Linked DNA regions of Mus musculus: region 2 is linked to region 1. A link is a contact called in ENCODE Hi-C or POLR2A ChIA-PET data. All regions are on one chromosome and are shown on one strand. The core of a region is the stretch at or near the end of the contact, and the rest is flanking DNA. Distances in the headings are between cores, read along the strand shown.

Region 1 (5,516 bases), core at 312-2,811:
CCCAGGCAGAAAGAAGCAGACAAAGGCTCCCTGTACAGAGTCTGCCTTCAGCCCTCCTGTGCTGCACCAGATCCTACAGCTTCCACGAATCACAATTATACCTTCTTACTTGAAAGTCCTTCATTGACTTTGAGTTCCTGGAAGTTTTCATCCAGGAAAAGCAGGGGCGGGGCGGGGCGGGGCGGGGTGGGGGTGAGGGTGGGAGTAGTCAAAGGGATGGAGAACTGAAGAGCAGCTTGTGGAAGAATGGGACAGGAAAGAGGACGGAAGGAAGAGGAAAGAAAAGGAAGGGAGAGGGAGTAGAGAGGAGAGCGGAGAGGTGAGAGGAGGTGAGGCTGAAGATGGAGGCCGGGGCACAGAGAAACAGGAGCCAGGAATAACAAGTGGTGTTTGACTTCCTTCAGCCTGAGGTGTCATGAACACAAGCTGAAGCTGATTGCTTAACTGAAGTGCACAGCCATGGCCCCAAGGCCACGATACTGCTCGGCAGGGGAGTCCCAGCTTTTACAACCGAGTCTACACACACTCCTTTGGCTGGGAGACACCCCACCGGTTGATTTTCTGTAAAACAAACTTCCCCTTGAAACAGCACCTTTCCCCCATCACTGCTCGGCCCCAAAGGATCCGACTCTAAACGGGGCAGCAGCGGACTCTGCCATTACAGTGACTAGCATTATGAAGTCCTAAGCAGGCCACACAATGCAGCCCGGCCTCATGCAGCCCTTGGGTCACCCTCAGTGATGCCTACCATTGACTAAGCAGCCTCTGGCCAGTGCTGGAGTCTGACTCTGCCTGGTCAATGCCTGTGACAGTGCTGTGACTTGTGACCGCTCACCTTGCTTCCTAGAGAAGCCCGTAGTCTTCACGCTAAAGACCGTGTCATGGGAAAGGGCCTGGAGGGGGTTGGCTTTCCCACTTAGCATGGCCAGGGGAAGTCACTGCTTTGTTGAATGTTGTTTTCCTCCTCGTCTCTAAACCAAGAATAGCAACTTAGCAGGGTTGGTGTGAAGATGAAAGGAAATATTATAAATAACTTCGCATAGGCTGGACCCAATGGGGGTTAGTAAAGGTTTGTCACCAGGAATAGGGCTTCATCCCCAGGCTGCATCTGTTTGCTAAGAACTAAAGACACACAATCCCCAGATAAGGTCTCTTAGGGGCCTGACACTAGACCCAGGTGCCCATGAGGTGACTAGCAAGGACCCATACCCATGCATCTGAGGTGTGAGGAACCTGTGCCCTATGAAGTGTGAGGAGCCTGGCCCTGACGGGCTCTGTAGTAGTCTCCTCTGCCCCATCATTCTTGCCCTGCCCCACCCTCAGCCACTGCAGGGCCCCCCTTGGGTGGAGTGGTTAAGGCAGAGCAGGGCGGGTGAGCCAGAGGCAGTAGGGACCATTATCGGGAGGCCCAGGATGCAGAGGGCTTCTGCAGCCTCCTTATCAGCTCCCTGACTGCTGAGGCATTGGCTTATCTGAGCCTAGGGTAAGAGAGCTGAGCTCTGCAGCTACTGCGCTGGCTCCCCTGCTGGGGCAGCTGAGAGTAGAAACCAGAAAGCCACCAGGCTGCCTGCCATTTCTGCCAGGAGGTTATCTTAGCCAGCCACTTCCCCCAGTAGCCCCCAAACCCTGTCTGAAACTGATGGTGGTAGCTTGTCTTTGACCCTCACCCTCAAAGTCAAAGCCTGTGACTCTTTGTGAGGTAAATGACTCTGTGGGGACTGCTGGGCTGAGCCAAGTGACTTCTGTCAAACATACTAGTTGGCAGCAGGTCTGGTTAGTCAGTCACTCAAGACTTGTCCTGCCCTGTAAGTCCCTACCTCCCAGAAGGCTGTGTGGATGACTCGAGATAATTTTGGCTCTAGGACCTAGCTGGCTGGGATCCCACAGAGGGGCTCCGGCTCCAAGTTGGCACATGGTCCTTCTTGGCTTTGACCCTTCCTCTGAGGGAGGCAGGGCATGCTGGGCATGCGGACAGCAGGCCCCCTCCTGGGGCTCTGATAACAGCTCTCACCTTATCTGTCAGCCAAAGACTGGGCGGGGTAAGTCTGAGAAGCAAAGGTAGGTTCTGCAAAAAGGGGCAGAGGAGAAAGTGGGAGCAGAGCAACTGAAGCCCTGCCAGCCTCGCCTGAGATCTAGGGAAGGACAAAGGGCCCTCGGAGAAGGGGTGGGCTAGGCCCCTCCTAGAGCTGTAGAAATTCTCAATTGGGAAGAACAAAGAAACCTAGAATCTTTACCCCAGAGCAGGAGCGATTGCCTTTGAAGAACTCAGAGCCTCTTGAGAATCAGAAGAAAATTACAACCTTGTCCTGCTGGGTAACTGAGGCCTTAAGGAGTCAGGGAAGATAACAACATGCTTGAGCCTCTGAAGGCCCCTTGCCTGAGGCTGGGTGAGTTCCCTGCAAACCTGGAGCCTAGGAGCCAATAAGTACAATCCCAGGCCACGTGGGGCTGAAGACAGCCAGCCTCCCTAAAGCCTCCAAGTGGGCCAGGTACCCCTTCAGAGCCAGGAAGTTGCAGGATTTAATCCAAGTCTTGGCCCAGGCTCCTGGACCCCTCTATTTCTCTGACCCAGGCCCAGGCTACCTGGGGAGCTCTCCTTTGGGGGAAGAGGAAGTCCCCTGACTGCCCTTTTCCTGAAGCTGGGATGTTCCCTTCTGCACACACCTGGAGAGTCACACCCAGAGGTAGACACACTTAGTGGTTCAAAAATACCAATCCTGTCCTCGCTGCCATGTAACACAGAGCTATTTTAGCCCCACAGTTAAATGTGCTCCCATAATAACCCAGAATGTGCTCCCCAGAATCTTCTAGAAGGGCCAAGCTGGGTTGAGACTTTTTGTATTTTTTTTAAGACAGGGTCGATATAGTCCTGGCTGTCCTGGAACTCACTTTGTAGATCAGGCTGGACTCAAACTCCCTGCCTCTGCCTCCTGAGTGCTGGGATTAAAGTCATGTGACACCACACCTGGCCTGGGCTAACTTTTCGTACGTCAAAGACGCATATCCAAAACTCCACCTAGAAAAGTCGAGCAAGGGTAAAAGTAGAGAAAAGCCCCCAAGCCCTCTCTCAAGAAGCTCTTGGTGTTGAAAAAATGAGCTAGCCAGTAACCCAGAGGGTCAGAAGCAGAGCAGATGAGTTTGACAGATTTGACAGGAATGGGCCTGGGCCTCTAGGGACAGTGAGTGGGCTGGGGCCTGGGGGCTGGGAACGGGGCTGATAAGGGAATAAAGCTGACTTGTGGCTTGGCTTTATAAAGAGTTGGAGAGATGACTGTACTACAAAGGCCACACACCGTGGCCACTAATAAAGTCAGAGCTTAATGTGCTCCTCCGGGCACCCCCAGGAATCTAAAGACACACGGGACCTTGGGTCATACCAGGGACAGGTTGGAGTATGGGGGTACGTAAAAAATGAGATGAGGATGCAGGATAGATGCAGGCTTAGCATGAGGCTGAGCATCCCTCGTTTATCCAGTTCTCTTAGAGTGGCCACTGGAAGGGTACCCACACCTAGCCTGATGGCCTTCCAACCCAACAGGGTCCCCGTGCCACAGTGCAAAAGGTCAAGTGCGTCTTGCACGTTCCCCGGGCAGTTGGCGCCCTCTTCAGCCAGATAGAGGCACTGCAAGGTGGATACCCAGTGCAGCCATGACTGGTGGTTTTCCTTCGCATCATCACCAGCCCTTATCAGAGAGACTGCAGGGGTTTTTTGTTTTTGTTTTTGTTTTGGAGACAGGGTTCCTCTGTATAGCCCAGGCTATCCTTGAACTCACTCTGTAGACCAGACTAGCCTCGAACTCAGAAATCCGCCTGCCTTTGCCTCCCAGGAAGACTGCAGTTAATACTGTTGGTCCATCATAAGAGAACCTTTAGTGTCCTGCCCAAGATCATGGAACCAAGCAGTGATAAACCCTGAATTTGGGTCTCCGGGAACCTGGCTCACTCATGCCCAGAAATCTGTCTTCACGACCCTTCAACAGGCCAGACACCCTTATCAGAAATCAACAATTAATATTTAATGAGGATGGGTAGGTCCCAAGTGGACCACAAGGATTCAGACTCAGAGGCGGAAGGAAGTTCAGGTGGTCCTGGCTCTGTGTGCACTGGGGAGAGTCTCATCTAGGGGTCTCCAGCGGCAGGTTCAGCCGTGGGTTGGCGTGGACCTAAACACAGAGTGAGCACATGCAGGCTCCCTCCAGGGTCCCCAGCTCCACCCCACCCCCCATCTCCTCCTTGTTTGAGCCAAGGGTGACCAGCACTTCAAAGGTCTCGGGATTGGAAGGGAATCTGTGATGATTTGCCCCCACCCCCATGTATACCTTATGTTCCACCACCGTGCATTTCAATGAAATTAAACTGTATGCAACATTTTTGACTAAATGAAGGTGCATTCTTCAAAAACAGTATAAACTGTAGGCTAATCTCCGTCCCCATTAACAGCTAGCTCAGACCTAGTGACTGGCCCAGGGCCCAAACCAAGTTGGGAATGAGGTCTTTTCTCTCTCTGTGTGTGTGTGTGTCTGTCTGTCTGTCTGTCTGTGCATTCTAGAGCCACTCCCTTTCAAGGTCCCTCCAGATTCAAGCTCCCCTCCACCAAGCTCTGAGCACCCCAGCTTCAGGGCCAGCCCCACCTCCTGGGGACTTTTCCACAGATGCAGGCAGCCTTCGCATCTCTTGGAGAGCTGCAGCCTCTCCACTCCCTGGGGGCCCCTTCCCTGGAACGCGCCGAGGTTGGTGCTGGGGCCCCGGAGGACCTGGCCTACAGTGTTTAGGACGACGTGGTGGTGAGGGCTTTGTCTTCTCTTGGATCCATGCTGTCCCCACTGGTCTTTGCAGACAGACAACTTCAGACATGTAACTGAAGAAGTGACCGGGCCAGGTACAAGGAGTCAATGCCCTTCTTAGCCAGGACCTCATCTTCCCTCTCAGTCTGGGGACTCATCCCAGGGGTCAGCCCTGCCCAGAGCTAGGCCAGCCTCTTCTGGCTGCAGCTCCCTCACCCCCTCAATCTTGTATCTTGAGGCAAAAGTCAACCGAAAGGCCCCCAATGGTCCCGGGGTTGGGGGGAAGAGGGGCTGGGTGCTGAGGGGAAGAGTGCAAGGTCTGGGGGCTGGGATAAGAGGGCACTAAACCATCCCTAGGGCCCGCCATTCCGTTGTCTGATTTCCCAACTCACTTGGGACCCAGTGGTGCAAACATTGCCAGATACCAGTTCTTGGCAAAGCCCTGGTCAAAAGGGTTGTATTCCGGATGGTACCTGCACTGGAAGGGTATGGGGAGGAGAAGAGAATGTCAGAACTGGCCAGTAAGTCACAGCAGCGACATGCCCTCAGCCAGTCAGCTCAGGCCCAGCTGGAGTGGGCTGGTCAGTCTGCAAAGAGAGAGAAGGGAGCTGGAGAGCGGCCTGGGCTCTGGCTTTCCTGGGTTCCAGGAGAAGCACCTTTCTGAGCAGCTCTGCCAGGGCTGCTGCTGACACTGTGCCTGCCTCTCTCCTCTCTTGCCCTCTCGGGGCTCCC
Region 2 (5,245 bases), core at 2,262-4,761, 42 kb before region 1:
AAGTAAAAAATAAGGGCCAGCTGGTGGTGGCGCACACCTTTAATTCCAACACTCAGGCGGCAGAGGCAGGTGGATCTCTGAGTTTGAGGACAGCCTGGTCTACAGAGTGAGTTCCAGGACAACTAGGGCTATGCATAGAGAAACTCTATCTTGAAAAACATTAATTGATTGATTAATCAATTAATTAAAATGCTGCTGGTGGTGGCACAGCAATTGGGAGGCAGGGGCAGGCAGATCTCTGTGAGTTTAAGGCCAACCTGGTCTACATAGTGTGTTTCAGGACACCCAGGACTAAGTACATAAAGTTTGACTTGTCCAGTCATTTCTGTTGGAATAGTGGTCTCTTTCTAACAACCTTTGAGACTTCAAGTGAGGGAGATCCTGGCAAATTTACCTGGAGGAGGTATAGAGCCTACTGCATCCTGTGAAATACAACAGGGTGCTTGCTGTTACTATGGTACCAGAGACTGTCTTGGTTATACATGACTACAGGGGCTTTCCCAGATCTCTCTCTTTCCCTGGAAAAGTTTCTCCCATGAGCACTTGCGCTCCACATACAAGGCCCTCTTATTCCCCAAGAGTTTCTGGCACAGCATACTGTCAGGAGGTGGGGAACCAGGTCTCTTCCGAGTACAACTCTAGTCAGAAGTAAGATGTAAGATGTTGGTTCCAGGACAAGAGTTGGAGCCTGTCTGCAGGGACCCTCGAGCTGTATTCTTAATGCTAGACAGAGAGATCAGGACTCGGAGAATGGAAACAGAACGCCAAGCAAACCTATACTTAAGTGACCTGTAGAAGAAAAAACTATAGGAGAAAGTTGCCAACCTCCTGGCAACTCCTGCTACAGAGGAAGCTGAGGCAGGAGGATTGAACTTCAAGACCTGTCTAGTTTACAGAGTGGGCCCAGACTGCTATGGGCAACTTATATGCATAGCCCTGGCTGTCTTAGAACTCACCGTGTAGACCAGGCTGCCTTGAACTCACAGAGATCTGCCTGCCCCTGCCCGCAGAGTTCTAGAATTAAAGACATCTAGCTGCATTTTCCTACCTTTCTAGTGTTCTGTAGTGAAAGGAAAACCACACAATTATTCTATGGTAGGCATCTTAGTTAGGGTTTTACTGCTGTGAACAGAGACCATGACCAAGGCAACTCTTATTTTTTTTTAAATAGTTTTTTTTTAAAGATTTATTTATTTATTATATGTAAATACACACAAGAAGAGGGCGTCAGATCTTGTTACGGGTGGTTGTGAGCCACCATATGGTTGCTGGGATTTGAACTCATGACCTTCAGAAGAGCAGTCGGTGCTTTTACCTGTTGAGCCATCTCACCAGCCCCAAGGCAACTCTTATAAGGACAACATTTAACTGGGGCTGGCTTACAGGTTCGGAGGTTCAGTCCATTATCATCAAGGCGGGCATGGCAGTGCCCAGGCAGGCATGGTGCATTGCATGAGGAGCTCAGAGTTCTACATCTTGTTCTGAAGGCAAACAGAAGACTGACTTCCAGGCAGCTAGAAAGAGGGCCTTAAAGTCCACTCCCGTAGTGACATACCTACTCCAACAAGGCCACATCTCCTAATAGTGCCACTCCATGGGTCAAGCATATTCAAACCACTACAGTAAGTATTATGGCAGGAAGCTAGGCTTAGCATGAGGAAGGGCTCCCTAGGTGGGGAGTGGCAAGAGTCCCCAGGTCCTGCCATCCTTCCTTCTCAGTATGGACAGACTTCCCAGGGCAAAGAAGGTCTGGTAGTTGCTCAGAAACTGGAGTGCTATGTTGATCTCTGCCCCAGTGTGATACGTCTAAATCAGACCTCCTATCCTGAAAATAAATTATGTTTCTAATCCTATTAGTCCCATTCCTGTCTTGTGTCTTGTGACGCTCAGGATCTGAAGCTGTGAAGCTCCATCCAGAGGGCCTTGGGGCCTCCGTTCTGGTTCCTGTGAGGGGTCAGGAATGCAGTCAGGACCTCTGACTGTAAATGGCAGCTCCATCACCTTGCTCCCCTCTCTTCCTAGGCTGAAGAACTTTTAATGTTTTCACAACCTCTTGCCAATAAAAGAGCATTGCCATGTCATCTTTTTCAAAGTGTCGCAGGTGAGACTTCTCTCTCCTCCCTCTGAACTCTTCTCCACACTGTTGCACGTTCAGACAGCTCAGACAGCAGGAAGCACACACTTGCTGCAAAGCCTTGGGAAATACAGAACAGGGCAGGAAAACTGCTCAGTCTTGAGGAACTTATAAAAACAAAGACACAGAGATTTACTGTATAAAGCAGCAACAGTCAATAGGAGTGAATAAACGTGGAGAAATGCTTCAAATAGCAGGGCCAATATGTCCTGCAGAACATGCCTCACATTACATGTCTCTGTTGATGTATGTATCTCTCCCCTTTGCTTGACAAGTAATTTCTTCAAAATCATATATAAATACACACATATACATATGCATATACATATACACACATATACAAATGTAAACACACATATATACACATATACATATGCATACACATATATGCACATATATATACATGTATACATATACACATATATACCCATATATAGAAATGTACATTATATACATATATATATGCACATGTACATATACACATATATACATATATAAACATATACACATATACATATACACCTACATATACATATATACACATATATGTATATACATACATACAGATATATGTATATACATATATACACACACACATATATATATACATATACCCATATGCACATGTACACACATGCACATATACATTTATACATATATACACACGTGCATATGCACATATATACATATACACACATATATACACATTTATACATATATACACACATGCATATACATATTATATACATATGCACATATACACATACATATATACACAAATATGCACATATATACACATACACATATGCGTATGCACATAAACACGTGTATACACACACATATATAAATATCAAAAATTTACCCACCAAGTCTACTTTGTGTTGTTCATATACTCACAGGTATAAGGCTAGCCACTGAAACAGACATACCAGGGCCACAGTCTTAAAGGAAACTGAGCCTCCCTGCCTAAAAGCCATTAACTGTCATTTGGTCTTCAGCTAGGGGTAGGGGCTCAGTTCGTAAGCTTCTTCCTGTCTGTGTTGGAATGTGGACTGGGTTGCCATAGCTACTATGAGTTCAAGAGTGCAGTGTTTAGCCGTGTCCAGAGAGCACTAGTTCAGTCTGGTTCTCTCTTAAGTACTTACAATCTTCCTCCCCCCTCTTCTTCTATGGACTCAGAGCCATGGGGGGGGGGCGGGGTACAGTGCAGATGTCCTTGCTGTGGCTGGGCACTCCACTGACTGACATTCACTCTCTGCACTTTGACCCAGTTGTGAGTTTCTGGATTAACTGCCAAAGGGCTGTGTTGTATTGTGCCTCTCCTCAGAGATAGCATAGAACTTGGCACACAGAGACAGCTTAGCAGGTTTGTACTGCTGTGAAAGAGAGGCTGGGCTGGGCTAGGCTGGGCATGGTGGCACATGCCTATGACCCTAGCAACGAGCCATGACACTCTTCTTGGAATAAAAAGAAAAATGAAAGAATGACAAAAAGGAGAGGCTGAAAGATGGCTCAGCAGTTAAGAACATTGCTGTTCTTCCAGAACACTGTTCAAATCCCAGCCCAGTGTTCAATTCCCAGCACCCACACAGCAGGTGGCAACCATCCATCTATCTATAATGGGATACGATATCCTCTTCTGGTGTGTGCAGACAAACATGTAGACGAAGCACTCATATATGTAAAATACATAAACAAATAACTCTTTAACTGGGTATAGTGGCATCTGTTTTTCATCCCAGCACTCCAGAGGCAGAAGCAGGCTGATCTCTGAGTTTGAGGGCAGCCTGATTTACGTACAGAGTTCCAAGGCAGCCAGGGCTACCCAGAGGAACCCTGTCTTAGAAAGAAAGAAAGAAAGAAAGAAAGAAAGAAAGAAAGAAAGAAAGAAAGAAAGAAAGAAGGAAAGAAAAGAAAAGGAAAGGAAAGAAAAGAAAAGAAAAGAAAAGAAAAATAAAAGAAATAAATGTGGCCACGACTAGGCATGGTGGCAAATGCTTGCAATTCCATCCTTCAGAAGACTGAGGTAGGAGGATAAGAGAGAGCTCAAGGCCAATTTGAGAAACACAGAGTCCCGTGAGGGGCAGAGAGGGGGCGTGCCTGAAATTCCAGTACTTGCAAAGCTGAAGTAAGATCAGAGTTCAAGATCAGCCTGAGCTACAGGAGAGAAGGGAGAAAGGAGTGGGTGGATGGGGAAAGCAAATCAATAAAGGTGACGGCTCCGCTACCCTCAGCACTGTTAGACCCCAACCTTGTCACCTAAGATTGAATAGGAGACCAGAGAGGTTAAGGAGTGTGCTCTGTTGCACAGAAAACTCCAAGACAGAACCCAGCATAGCAGAGGAGCATACCTGGTTGGGAAGTAGGATAAGAAAGGGCCCGTTGGCCTGGCTGCTCTTCATCACCAGGTACCAGGGCTGTGTGACTGACTGCGCGGTGCTGACCTCTCTCCCAGTTCCTCCTGGGTCTGGGCAGGGAGGGCTGAGCAGGGGTTCAGGGCCCCTGACTGCAGGAGAGAAACGGAATGGTGTGAGGTATACTTCCTATATTGCTCAAGTTTCTACCCACTTCCTGACTTCTTTAAAAAAATTTTTTTAATCTCAACACTGGAGAGGCAGAGGCAAGTGGATGTCTGCCAGTTCCAGGGCAACCAGGGCTACATAGAGAGGTCTAGAACAGGCAGACTCTCATACATAACAAAGAGACCCTGTCTCAACAACAACAACAACAACAGTTGGGCAGTAATACCTCTTGGGAGGCAGAGGCAGGAGGATCTCTGTCAGTTTGAGGCCAGCTTGGTCTACAAAGCAAAGAGTTTCAAGACAGTCAGGACTGTTAAATACACAAACCCTGTCTCGAAGAAAAAGAAAAGAAAAAGAAAAAAAAAACCCAACCCAATGAAACAAATCAAAACAAAAAGGCAACTGCATGTGTACTTTTAAAATCTTACCAGTTAGGGATACTTAATGGAATGTCTATAGAAAGCTTGACTCAATCTCTTGAATTCGCTGTTAAAGCACAAGTCCTTGAATAAAACAACAAAAAGATTGGGGATAATTTGGGGGAGGATGTGAGAAAACCGAACCTAAATGGCTAAGACGCCACCAGGCC

The links. Hi-C counts contacts between places; a loop is a spot of excess contacts on that map. ChIA-PET counts read pairs that join two places held with the same protein, here RNA polymerase II (POLR2A).
Region 2: a loop to region 1 is called in a map of heart, with 2.4 times the contacts of the local background. The contact joins two enhancer-like sites. A Hi-C loop is called at or near these places in 1 of 37 maps with a recorded cell type or tissue (heart). POLR2A ChIA-PET finds 5 or more read pairs at or near these places in 3 of 5 experiments (all embryonic stem cell).

Annotation. Positions count from the first base shown.
Region 1 is chr16:32,505,693-32,511,208 of GRCm38, reverse strand. It overlaps Zdhhc19 (zinc finger, DHHC domain containing 19), which reads right to left. Exons shown (of 9, transcript NM_199309.2): 7 at 5,177-5,262; 8 at 4,632-4,858; 9 at 3,995-4,163. The coding sequence ends at 4,120. Among named protein-coding and RNA genes, the nearest start is that of Zdhhc19, 12 kb to the right of the region's middle. Within about 2 kb of position 1,561, at least 2 of the 3 ENCODE cell types and tissues checked have a DNase peak (open chromatin) inside an H3K27ac peak, as active enhancers do; they include heart, where a contact is called at or near this core.
Region 2 is chr16:32,549,662-32,554,906 of GRCm38, reverse strand. No RefSeq gene overlaps it. Among named protein-coding and RNA genes, the nearest start is that of Zdhhc19, 56 kb to the right of the region's middle. Within about 2 kb of position 3,511, at least 1 of the 3 ENCODE cell types and tissues checked has a DNase peak (open chromatin) inside an H3K27ac peak, as active enhancers do; it is heart, where a contact is called at or near this core.